2 separate regions of the Homo sapiens genome follow, and region 2 is linked to region 1. A link is a loop called in an ENCODE intact Hi-C map of the cell type or tissue named here. Cell type or tissue: PC-9. All regions are shown on one strand. Links, peaks and the distances in the headings refer to the core of each region. The heading gives the core; the rest is flanking DNA. Region 1 has its middle 31 kb from the start of USP44. Region 2 overlaps SNRPF-DT (SNRPF divergent transcript).

What was found. A loop is a pair of places that touch in the nucleus more often than their neighbours do. Peaks named below come from ENCODE experiments on the same cell type or tissue, not always from the same donor. Only the 100,000 strongest peaks of a DNase experiment are listed, where the experiment ranks them.
Region 2: a loop joins it to region 1, with 10 times the contacts of the local background. A loop is called at or near these places in 85 of 110 quality-filtered maps.

What each region holds. Positions count from the first base shown.
Region 1 is chr12:95,579,407-95,584,789 of GRCh38, reverse strand. No RefSeq gene overlaps it. Among named protein-coding and RNA genes, the nearest start is that of USP44, 31 kb to the right of the region's middle. In PC-9, for the core only: a CTCF peak has its summit at 2,158 (motif pointing left); a DNase peak (open chromatin) is centred at 2,149.
Region 2 is chr12:95,813,242-95,818,624 of GRCh38, reverse strand. The region is part of intron 2 of SNRPF-DT (SNRPF divergent transcript); the gene reads left to right. The region is part of intron 1 of LINC02410 (long intergenic non-protein coding RNA 2410); the gene reads right to left. Among named protein-coding and RNA genes, the nearest start is that of LINC02410, 13 kb to the right of the region's middle. In PC-9, for the core only: a CTCF peak has its summit at 2,818; a DNase peak (open chromatin) is centred at 2,824; H3K27ac peaks cover 653 bases.

The DNA.
Region 1 (5,383 bases), core at 84-5,083:
GAGGCCGAGGTGGGTGGATCACCTGAGGCCAGGAGTTCAAGACCAGCCTGGCCACATGGCGAAACCCCATCTCTACTAAAAATACAAAAATTAGCCGGGCGTGGTGGTTCATGCCTGTAATCCCAGCTACGCGAGAGGCTGAAGCAAGAAAATTGCTTGAACCCAGTTGGCAGAGGTTGCAGTGAGCCAAGATCGTCCCACTGCACTCCAGCCTGGGAAATAAAAAAGCGAGACTCCGTCTCAAAAAAAAAAAAAAGTAGGTATTGGGATGAATATATCTTGAACTTTTAAAAAGTACTGGCATAACAAGGATACTAAAGACCAATGACTAGACATTAGTCTCTCATAAAATCTCCCAAGTTAAATTATGTAAATCCTCAGCCAAATTTTCATTTTGTATATGGAGTTAAATGCTCATGAAGATGACTAAAGAAGCTTCATCTGCTTTTGCCTAATGAGATGAGTTCAGAGAATGTATATAGAGAGAACTGCTCTCCATAAGCAAAGGTGTAACATTCCTCCCAATCCCTGTGCTGTATACCAGGGCTATTTGTCACTCAGATTGGAAGGAACCAGCACCTTCAAACATGCTGCTGTCAACCCAGGGAATTCTTTTGACCAAACATTGAGGACTCCCTATTCCTGCCTCCATATTGTGGCCATTTCTCCAAATGTCCTGTTGGTGGCCTTGACGAGTTTGTTGCCCTTCACAACATCATGTGCTTAGAATAGCTGATTGCTACTGATTGCCTCTCCCAAGTACTCGCAAACAGAATTGAGTTTCCTTTCCACCTCCTCACCCCACACAATTAGACAGGAATAAAACCTAAAAATTGGTCAGGCATGGTGGCTCATGCCTGTAATCCCAGCACTTTGGGAGGCCGAGGTGGGCAAATCACCTGAGGTCAGGAGTTCGAGATCAGCCTGACCAACATGGAGAAACCCCATCTCTACTCAAAATACACAATCAGCCGGACATGGTGATGCATGCCCGTAATCCCAGCTACTTGGGAGGCTGAGGCAGGAGAATGACTTGAATCCGGGAGGCAGAAATTGTGGAGAGCCAAGATCGCGCCATTGCACTCCAACATGGGCAGCAGGAGCAAAACTCCATCTCAAAAAAAAAAAAAAAAAAAAAAAAACACACACACAAACCTAAAAACTGATTCATAAATGTGACAGAAGTGAGAATGAAATTACTTTGTAATTCTTAATTCCTATGCTTTTCCCCAAGGATGGGTTAACACTGACTGAGCTTTGTAAGAAAGCAATTTCAACCATAATGAATCTCCACAGCATCGGCGGAAAGATATAGTTAACATAATGCTACCAAAAAAATAACTAAAGTAAAAGGACAAATGCAAATCCTTTATGGCTTTCTTCTCCTAAACCAGAAGAAATCCAGTGCAGCTTCAGTTCACTGTGACTCTAATCTCTCTCTCTCTTTTTTTCTTTTTATTTTTCTTTTCTGTTTTTGTTTTTTTGTTTTGAGATGGAGTTTCACTCTTGCTGCCCAGGCTGGAGTGCAGTGGCATGGTTTTGGCTCACCGCAACCTCTGCCTCCTGGGTTCAAGCGATTATCCTGCCTCTGCCTCCTGAGTAGCTGGGATTACAGGGATGTGCCACCATGCCTCGCTAATTTTTTGTGTTTTTAGTAGAGGATGGAGTTTCACCATGTTGACCAGGCTGGTCTCAAAATCCTGATCTCAGGTGATCCACCTGCCTCAGCCTCCCAAAGTGCTGGGATTACAGGCATGAGCCACCACGCCCGGCTCTAGCCTCATTGGATATTGAGTTCCCCTATTTATTTGAGAAAAGCATCCTAATTATTAATCTACAATTGCCTTATACTAAAGGCACAATATCAATCCCACCATAGCAGTGTTCCTAAAAGGTCAGCTCTAGCTAAGGAAGTCTGAGCCCTACAAGAGTTTTCAATGTTTGTCTTTTCCTTAGCAGTCAGACACTGGTTGTTTACATTTTAAATAGTTTTCACTAATTGTTTTTCATATTTTTAATGTAAATGGACACGTTTTGAAAATTAGTGAATACAGAAGGGATGCAGAATTAATAAATGCTTGCCTTTTTTCAGTTAACAGAGCAGAAGAGACCACTGCTGTGCTGAAAAGTATTATCCCAGAGCACCCCCTTATGGTAAAATGCACTAAGGAAGTAAATCCATGGGAAAAAAAAAATCACAAAGTGTTTCGATCTCAGGAGACAGATGCTGCTTTCCTACTCTTAAGAACGTTTCACCTTTTTTTTTTTTTTTAAAGAAACAGGGTCTCACTGTGTCACTCAGGCTGGAGTGCAGTGGTGTGATCATAACTCACTGCAGCCTCGAATTCCTGGACTCAAGGGATCCTCCTGCCTCAGCCTCCTAAGTAGCTGGAACTATAGGTGCATGCTACCGTACCTGGCTAACTTTTCTGGGGGGACGGGGGTAGAGATGGGGTGTTGTTGTCCAGGCTAGTCTTGAACTCCTGGTCTCAAGCAATCCTCCCACTTAGGCCTCCCAAATCACTGAGATTATAGGCATCAGCCACTGTACTTGGGCTGAACCCTATACTCTAGATCCATTCAGTCATGGCAAACCTAAACTAGCATAGTTGTTAAACTCCTGATGAGCTTAATTCCCAGATGGATTTCTTCTACCACCAGCTGGACTTGAAGTATTTTGTAAAGTGTAATTTTTCATTAAGCCATTCATACCCACTTAACTCCTCTTGGATGCCACTTCATAGCCAGCTCATGTTATGAACACTGTATGAACTGTTATTCACTAGTAACAGTAAGCTGTTATTCACTAAACAGGATCACTGATTTCTATTGTTAAGATCATCAGTGGCCATAGCTGTAAACATGGTTCTCTGGAGGATTTTTGCTGCAGCTGGAAAGACAAGAAATGAGATAATAATTCTGACCCAAGCAGGCAAACATCTATAATAATTTAGCACATCAGGAAATTCACACATAGCTTCTTTTTTCCTGTTACATTTTAACACATTGTTTAGACTTTTCAAGTGTTCTGTATGTCTTGAGAATAAATCTCCATGTTCTTGTCTTATTCAAAAAAGGCATCAAATTTAAGCATGCTTGGACAGTAACTAGTATGATAGAACTTGGTTTACTAGCATATTTAAATGCTAATAAAGATAATAATATTAGATATTGAGTTCCCCTATTTCTTTGAGAAAAGCATCCTAATTATTAATCTACAATCGCCTTATAGTGAAGGCACAGTATCAATCCCACCATAGCAGGGTTCCTAAAAGGTCGCCCTAGCTAAGGAAGTCTGAGCCTTACAGAGTTAAATGTGGTCTACATGTTAAATATGGGATCAACACCAGCAGTGGTGACTTGAAAAACTGTCTCACAGGTACAAGACTAAATATCAGGATACAGGGGGCCAGGGGAGGAGGGACTGCTATTAGACAAAAGACGCAAACCAAATATCCAAACCAGGCCAGGCGCAGTGGCTCATGTCTGTAATCCCAGCACTCTGGGAGGCCAAGGTGGGTGCACTCAAGGTCAGGAGTTCGATACCAGCCTGGCCAACGTGGCAAAAACCCCATCTCTACTAAAAATACAAAAATTAGCCGGGCATGGTGGCGCATGCCTGTAATCCCAGCTACTTGGGAGGCTGCGGTGGGAGAATTGTTTGAACCTGGGAGGCAGAGGTTGCAGTGCACCAAGATCATAACACTGCACTGCAGCCTGGGAAACAGAATGAGACTCCTTTCAAAAAAAAAAAAAAAAAAAGAGTTCCCCACTGTAAGAGTGAGCCAGTTGCTGCCAGGGTTTGGGTCCTCATGACCAGAGCTGGAGCACGGTATCTACCTCAAAGCATCTAGGAGTAAGAACATTCTGAAAGGTAAGTCCAAGTTCTTAAAGAGTTCTAAGAATTCATTTGGGGTAATCAAGATCAATGCAAGTCCAAATGGCAGGAAACATTATCTAGAGCAAGAAAAGGAACCAGGGTGGACACACCCTGGGCAATACATGTGAATGGATCTTGTCTTTTTTTCCTGGTTGTTGAGTTGGGTTGCATAAAAGGTACAGAGTTAGGGTGAGAGAGAAAAACAGAGACTAAAAGATTGAGAAACTTTCATTTCCTTATAATCTCCTTTCCCCACCTACATATACATAGACACAACTACTAAGCACAGTGCCTTGCACATAGAAGATACTCAATAAAGAGTTGTTAAATTTTATTTTATTTGTTTGAGACAGGGTCTCCCTCTGTCACCCAGGCTGGAGTGCAGTGGCGCCATCTTGGCTCACTGCAGCCTCTGCTCCTCAGGCTTAAGCCATCCTCCTAACTCAGCCTGCTGAGTAACTGGGGCCACAGGCAGGGGCCACCACACCCAGCTATTTTTTTGTATTTTTCGCAGAAGCAGGGTTTCGCCATGTTGCCCAGGCTGGTCTCCAGCTCCTGAGTTCAAGCAATCAGCCCACCTCGGCCTCCCAAAGTGCTAGGATTACAGGAGTGAGCCACTGTGTCCAGCCACATTTTTAAAAATAACTTAAAACAAAAATCAATGTCACTGGCCAGATGTGGTGGCTCACACCTATAATCCCAGCACTTTGTGGGGCCAAGGCAGGTGGATCACTTGAGCTCAGAAGTTCGAGACCAGCCTGGCCAACATGGTGAAACCGTGTCTCTATTAAAAATACAAAAATTAGCCGGGAGTGATGGTGCACACTTATAATCCTTGAGCCCAGGAGGTGGAGGTTGCAGTGAGCTGAGACAGCACCACTGCACTCTAGCCTAGGCGACAGAGTGAGACTCCATCTGAGAAAAAAAAAAAGGTCAGTATCCCCTAGAGTTCCATCATTGACTTTCTTATCTTGTCACTGGGTGATCTCTCACCTTCACTTGTATTTTTCAAGTACCTCTCTTACACTAACGACAAAATCTCTATCTTCAATTCTAACCTCTTGCCTATTAGGTTCACCTGGATAACCTAGAGGTAACCAGATTTACCACCTCCCAAACGGAATTCATTAACTTCAGTTGTGACTTCCTCCTCCAGACCCTCCTCAAGTATTTGTGAATCACTCATTTATCCAGTTAGAAATCTGGAAGTCAGGCCAGGAGCAGTAGCTCACGCCTACAATCCCAGCCCTTTGGGAGGCCGAGGTGAGGGGATCACCTGAGGTCAGGGGATCACCTGAGGTCAGGACATCACCTGAGGTCAGGAGCTCTAGACCAGTCTGGCCAATATGACAAAACCCTGTCTCTAAAAAATACAAAAATTAGCCGGGCGTGGTGGTACTCTCTAAAAAATACAAAAATTAGCTGGGCATGGTGGTGCTTGCCTGTAATCCCAGCTACTCTGGAGGCTGAGGCAAGAGAATCGCTTGAACCCGGGAGATGGAG
Region 2 (5,383 bases), core at 247-5,246, 230 kb before region 1:
AGCATGTGAGTAGGGATGAACCCATAGGTGGAAGTCAGTATACACACCTGACTTAACTGAGGGAACCTCAGGAGCCAGGTAGTGCTATGCAAGACAAATCTTACAAAGTTATTATTTTTTTCTTTTTTAAAGATCTGTCACTCAGGCTTGAGTGCAGTGGTGCCATCAAAGCTCACTGCGGCCTAAAACTCCTGGGCTCAAGCAATCCTCCTGCCTCAGCCTCCCAAATAATGCAATGGCAGACACATCACTGTGCTGGGCTAATTTTAGAAAAGTTTTTGTAGAGATGGGAGTCTCACTTTGTTTTCGAGGCTAGTCTCGAACTCCTGGCCTCAAGCAATCCTCCTGCCTTGACCTCCAAAAGTATTGGAATTACAGGTGTGAACACTGTGCCTGGCCCCAAATTAATTTCATAAGTGACTTTGGTGATGAGCTAAAATGAACAATGAGGAAAGGATGGTTTCTTCAATAAATAATGCTAGGACAGTCATTATCCATGATACAAAAGGAATCGAATTTTCTACCTCACACAATACAGAAAAGTTTATAATTTAGAAACCTAAATAAGGAAAAAAAAACTTTAAACATTTTAAGAGAAAATAAAGGAGAAAAGCTTAATAAAGATTTTAAGGCCAGGCACAGTGTCTCAAGCCTGTAATCCCAGCACTTTGGGAGGCCGAAGCAGGCAGATCACTTGAGGTCAGGAGTTCGAGACCAACCTGGCCAACATTGTGAAACACCATCTCTACTAAAAATACAAAAATTAGCTGGGCATCGTGATAGACGCCTGTAATCCCAGCTACTTAGGAGGCTGAGGTAGGAGAATCACTTGAACCCCAAAGGCAGAGGTTACAGTGAGCCAAGATCGTGCCACTGCACTCCAGCCTGGGCAACAGAGCAAGACACCGCCTCAAAAAAAAGGAAAAAGATTTTAAAATAAGCAATAAAAAGGGAAAGATTCATAAAGTTGATTATTTTTTGTTTATTTATTTATTTATTTTTTTGAGACAAAGTCTTGCTCTGTCGCCCAGGCTGGAGTGCAGTGGCACAATCTCGGCTCACTGCAGCCTCTGCCTCCTGGGTTCCAAGTGATCCTCCTGCCTCAGCCTCCTGGGTAGCTGGGATTACAGGCACACACCACCACGCCTGGCTAATTTTTGTATTTTTAGTAGAGACAGATTTCACCAGGTTGGCCAGGCTGGTCTCAAACTCCTGACCTCGGGTGATCCACCTGCCTTGACCTCCCAAATTGCTGGGATTACAGGCATGAGCCACCGCGCCCAGCCAAAGTCGATTGCTTTAAAATGAAAAGATGCCATGAACACAGTGAACAGCCAAGCCATAAACTGAGAAACAATATTTGCAATATATCAAGCCTACAAAGTACTTATATCAGCAAGTACTTAAAGGAAAATGCCAGCAATCCAGTAGGCATAGAATAGGAATAGGCAATTCACGGAAGAAACTTCAGTAGTAAAAACATATTTTTAAAAAGCTCGGCCGGGTGCGGTGGCTCACACCTGTAATCCCAGCACTTTGGGAGGCCGAGGCGGGTGGATCACAAGGTCAGGAGATCGAGACCATCCTGGCTAACACGGTGAAACCCCGTCTCTACTAAAAATACAAAAAATTAGCTCGGCGTGGTGGCAGGCGTCTGTAGTCCCAGCTACTCGGGAGGCTGAGGCAGGAGAATGGCGTGAGCCTGGGAGGCGGAGCTTGCAGTGAGCCGAGATCGCGCCACTGCATTCCAGCCTGGGCGACAGAGCGAGACTGTCTCAAAATAAATGAATAAATAAATAAATAAGTAACTCAGTTTTACTACTTGTCAGAGAAATGCAAATTGAAACCACAATGAGATAAGATTTTACATCAAGCAGATTGTCAGAAATTAAAAAGCCTGGCAATACCAAGTGCTGGCGAGAATGTGAAGCCACAGAAGTTTTCTTACACTTCTACTAGGGTGTAAATTGGTACAACCATCTTGGAGAGCAAATGCTCAATAGCTAGAGATGTTTTGAAAGTATACACTTGTGCAATACCTCCTCGTTGTGCAGTCTAGAGAAACTCGCAAATGTGTGCACAATGGGTCACGTATAAGAGTGTTCACTGTAGCATGGTTTGTAAGAGCAAGAGACTGAAAACACTCTGAATGTCCATCAGCTGTAAATTAAATAAATTGTTGTACAATTCATTCAATGGAATGCTAACATACAGCAGTTACAGTAAATGACTGAAGTTAGATGACCAATATCACGAAATCTCCAAAGCATAATATTAAACTAGAAAAAGTAAGTTGCAGAAATATTTGTACCATATGGTATCCCTTATATCAGCTATAAAATATGTGCAATATTATAAATTTTATGTGTACACAAATATGTAATAAAAATACAAAAAGTCACAGAGATAATAAACCAAATATTGATTACTTCTAAAGAGAACAAGATGGACATGAAATCAGAAATAGTTAATAAGGCATCAAATGTGTCTATTACATTTTATGTTTAAAATATCTGATGTAAGTAAAGCAAAACGTTAAGATTTGACAGAGTTGGGTGGTAGATACGTAACTGTTATTTCATTCTCTAGACTTTTCTGTAGGCGTTAAGCATTTTATTTTGAAAAAATAAAAACAATGTTATTAGCATTTAAATTCAGATTATTTCAGAATTACTCTAAAATATTTTTAAAAGCAAAACTATGCTTTCCGGAGTTGGCAACTTAACAAAGCCAAGTTTAACAGTCTGTTCAAAGAAAGTTAAAGTATGCCTTGTCCTGACACATATTTCACTGCCACTTAACCAACACTAGATGTCACTTTACTTCATGCATTTCATTTGAGAGTTTCTGGTTGAAATTAGATAAACTTGGGTATGTTTTATCATTTTCTTTCTCCAGTAGATACAGAGAATTATGAAAAATGAAAATGTTCTCTGCTATATATCCATCCAGAAAGACAAAGGACACGTGTATTTGGGTTTATCCTTTTATCCTTGGCACATACTGCTTATAATAGGGTTGCAAAAGTATTGTTAACCAAATAAACAAAGGATACAAGAAACTTTCGCAGAAGAAATGTTTAATATCCCCAATATGTATATAATTACATTTGGAACAGTTTTTCCTTCAAACGGCAGCGAGCTGTTGAAAGCACACCTTCCAGGGATTTGCAAGGGAAAGGTTACGACTCTAATTTCAAAGCCCGGCTTGTGGTCAGTGGAGAGAAGACACCATTTCAGATCTTTCAACCCAAAATTGTATCTCAGTTCATTGGAGCATTGGATCTCCAATAAGGACTGACAAATAAGAACTCCTTAAATCAATAATTGAACCTTTTTAGAAGGAGAGTGACCTTTGATAATCATGAAAATCGTGAACTCTCTGGAAATTTTCATCTAAACATATAAAAATCAGCCAGGTGCAGTGCCTCACACCTGTAATCCCAGCACTTTGGGGGCCACGGTTGGCGGATCACTTGAGGACAGGAGCTTGAGACCAGACAGGCCAACACAGTGAAACTTTGTTGCTACCAAAAAAATACAAAAATTAGCTGGGCTTGATGGCACGTTCTTGTAGTCCCATCTACTCGGGAGGCTAAGGCAGGAGAATCGCTTGAACCTGAGAGGTAGAGGTTGCAGTGAGCTGAGATCACACCACTGTACCCCAGCCTGGGTGACAGAGTGAGACCCTGCCTCAAAAAATTTTTTTATGAAAACATACAATTGTTACATGCAGGTTTTGCAGATTTGCAGACCTCCTAAAAGCTCATGCATGGACTCCAGATCAGGACCCCTTGACCAGAATGGATAAAAGCACTTGCCCAGGTTCCTTTCCCAAGCTTTCTTAAACTCTGCCAATAACTAGAATTTCAGCTGAGGCTGGCACGTATCATGTGAACTAAACAACGTGACTACGCAAATGAATGGAATGGAAACCAACCCTGTAAATTCAGGTAATTAACCAAACGTGGGCAGTGTCTACTTTGGAAATATTTGACTTATGGATAACAGTCAAAGTGTTTATATGTACATTTTTTCTAAGAATAATTAAGAAAAGAAAAAAGTAATAGATTTGTTTGCTGAAATATTTATTTGGAAGCTTGTTTTTCCGTGGGGAGCAAACCAAATCCTAGGAGTTGCTCCACATAATGTTTTCTAGTGCCTGAATAATTGTCCAACTGTTTTCATTTTACACCTTCTAACCGGAAAGAACTAGTTTATAATTTTGTTACTGACTTTCTTGCATCATAAATATTACAGAATAGCCCAAACTAGGTGAAATTAGTTCATTGTATGAATACAAATTAATGAAATTTCACTACATTATGTAAAGATACTCTAAATCAAATAAGCTTGAACTGCAGAGTCTTTCCCTCCAAATCAAATAAGCTTGAAACTCCTTTATATTCTTTGTTCTAGAGTCTTTCCTTATTAAAAAGACTTCTTAGGCTGGGCACGATGGCTCAAACCTGTAATCCCAGCACTTTTGGAGGCCAGAAGTTTGAGACCAGCCTGGGCAACATAGTGAGACCCTGCCTCTACAAAAAAGTTTTAGAAAATTAGCCAGGTGTGGTGGCACTGCCTATGGTCCCATCTACTTGGGAGGCTGAGGTGGGAGGATTGCTTGAGCCTGGGAGGTTGAGGCTGCGGTGAGCCATGATTGCACCACTGTACTCCAGCCTGGGCAACAGAGTCAGACTGTCTCAAAAGAAAAAAAGACCTCTTTCCAGGGACACTCTGTTCTGTTAGCCACATATCAAGTTTTCAAAAACAGGTGTTGAATGACAAAGAGGGTTCTTCTTCTTCTTCTTCTTCTTCTTCTTCTTCTTCTTCTTCTTCTTCTTTTTTTTTTTTTTAGTGAAACGGAGTTTCATTCTGTTGCCCAGAATAGAGGGTAGTGGTGTGATCGTGGCTCACTGCAGCCTTGACCTCCTGGGCTCAAGTGATCCTGTTACTTCAGGCTCTGAAGTAGGAAGGACTATAAGAAGGTGTCACCATGCTCAGCTAATTTTTTTTTTTTTTTTTTTGAGACAGAGTCTCACTCTGTTGCCCAAGCTGGAGTACAGTGGCATGATCTTGGCTCACTGCAACTTACGCCTCCTGGGTTCAAGCAATTCTCCTCCCTCAGCCTCCCGAATAGCTGGGACTACAGATGCCGCCACCACACCCAGCTAATTTTTGTATTTTTAGTAGAGATGGGGTTTCACCATGTTGGCCAGGCTGGTCTCGAACTCCTGACCTCAGGTGATCCACCCGCCTTGGCCTCCAAAAGTGCTGGGATTACAGGCATGAGCCACCACGCCCAACTGCTCAGCCAATTTTTAAAATTTTTTGTATTGATGGTGTCTTGCTACGTTGCCAAGGCTGTTCTCAAACTCCTGGGT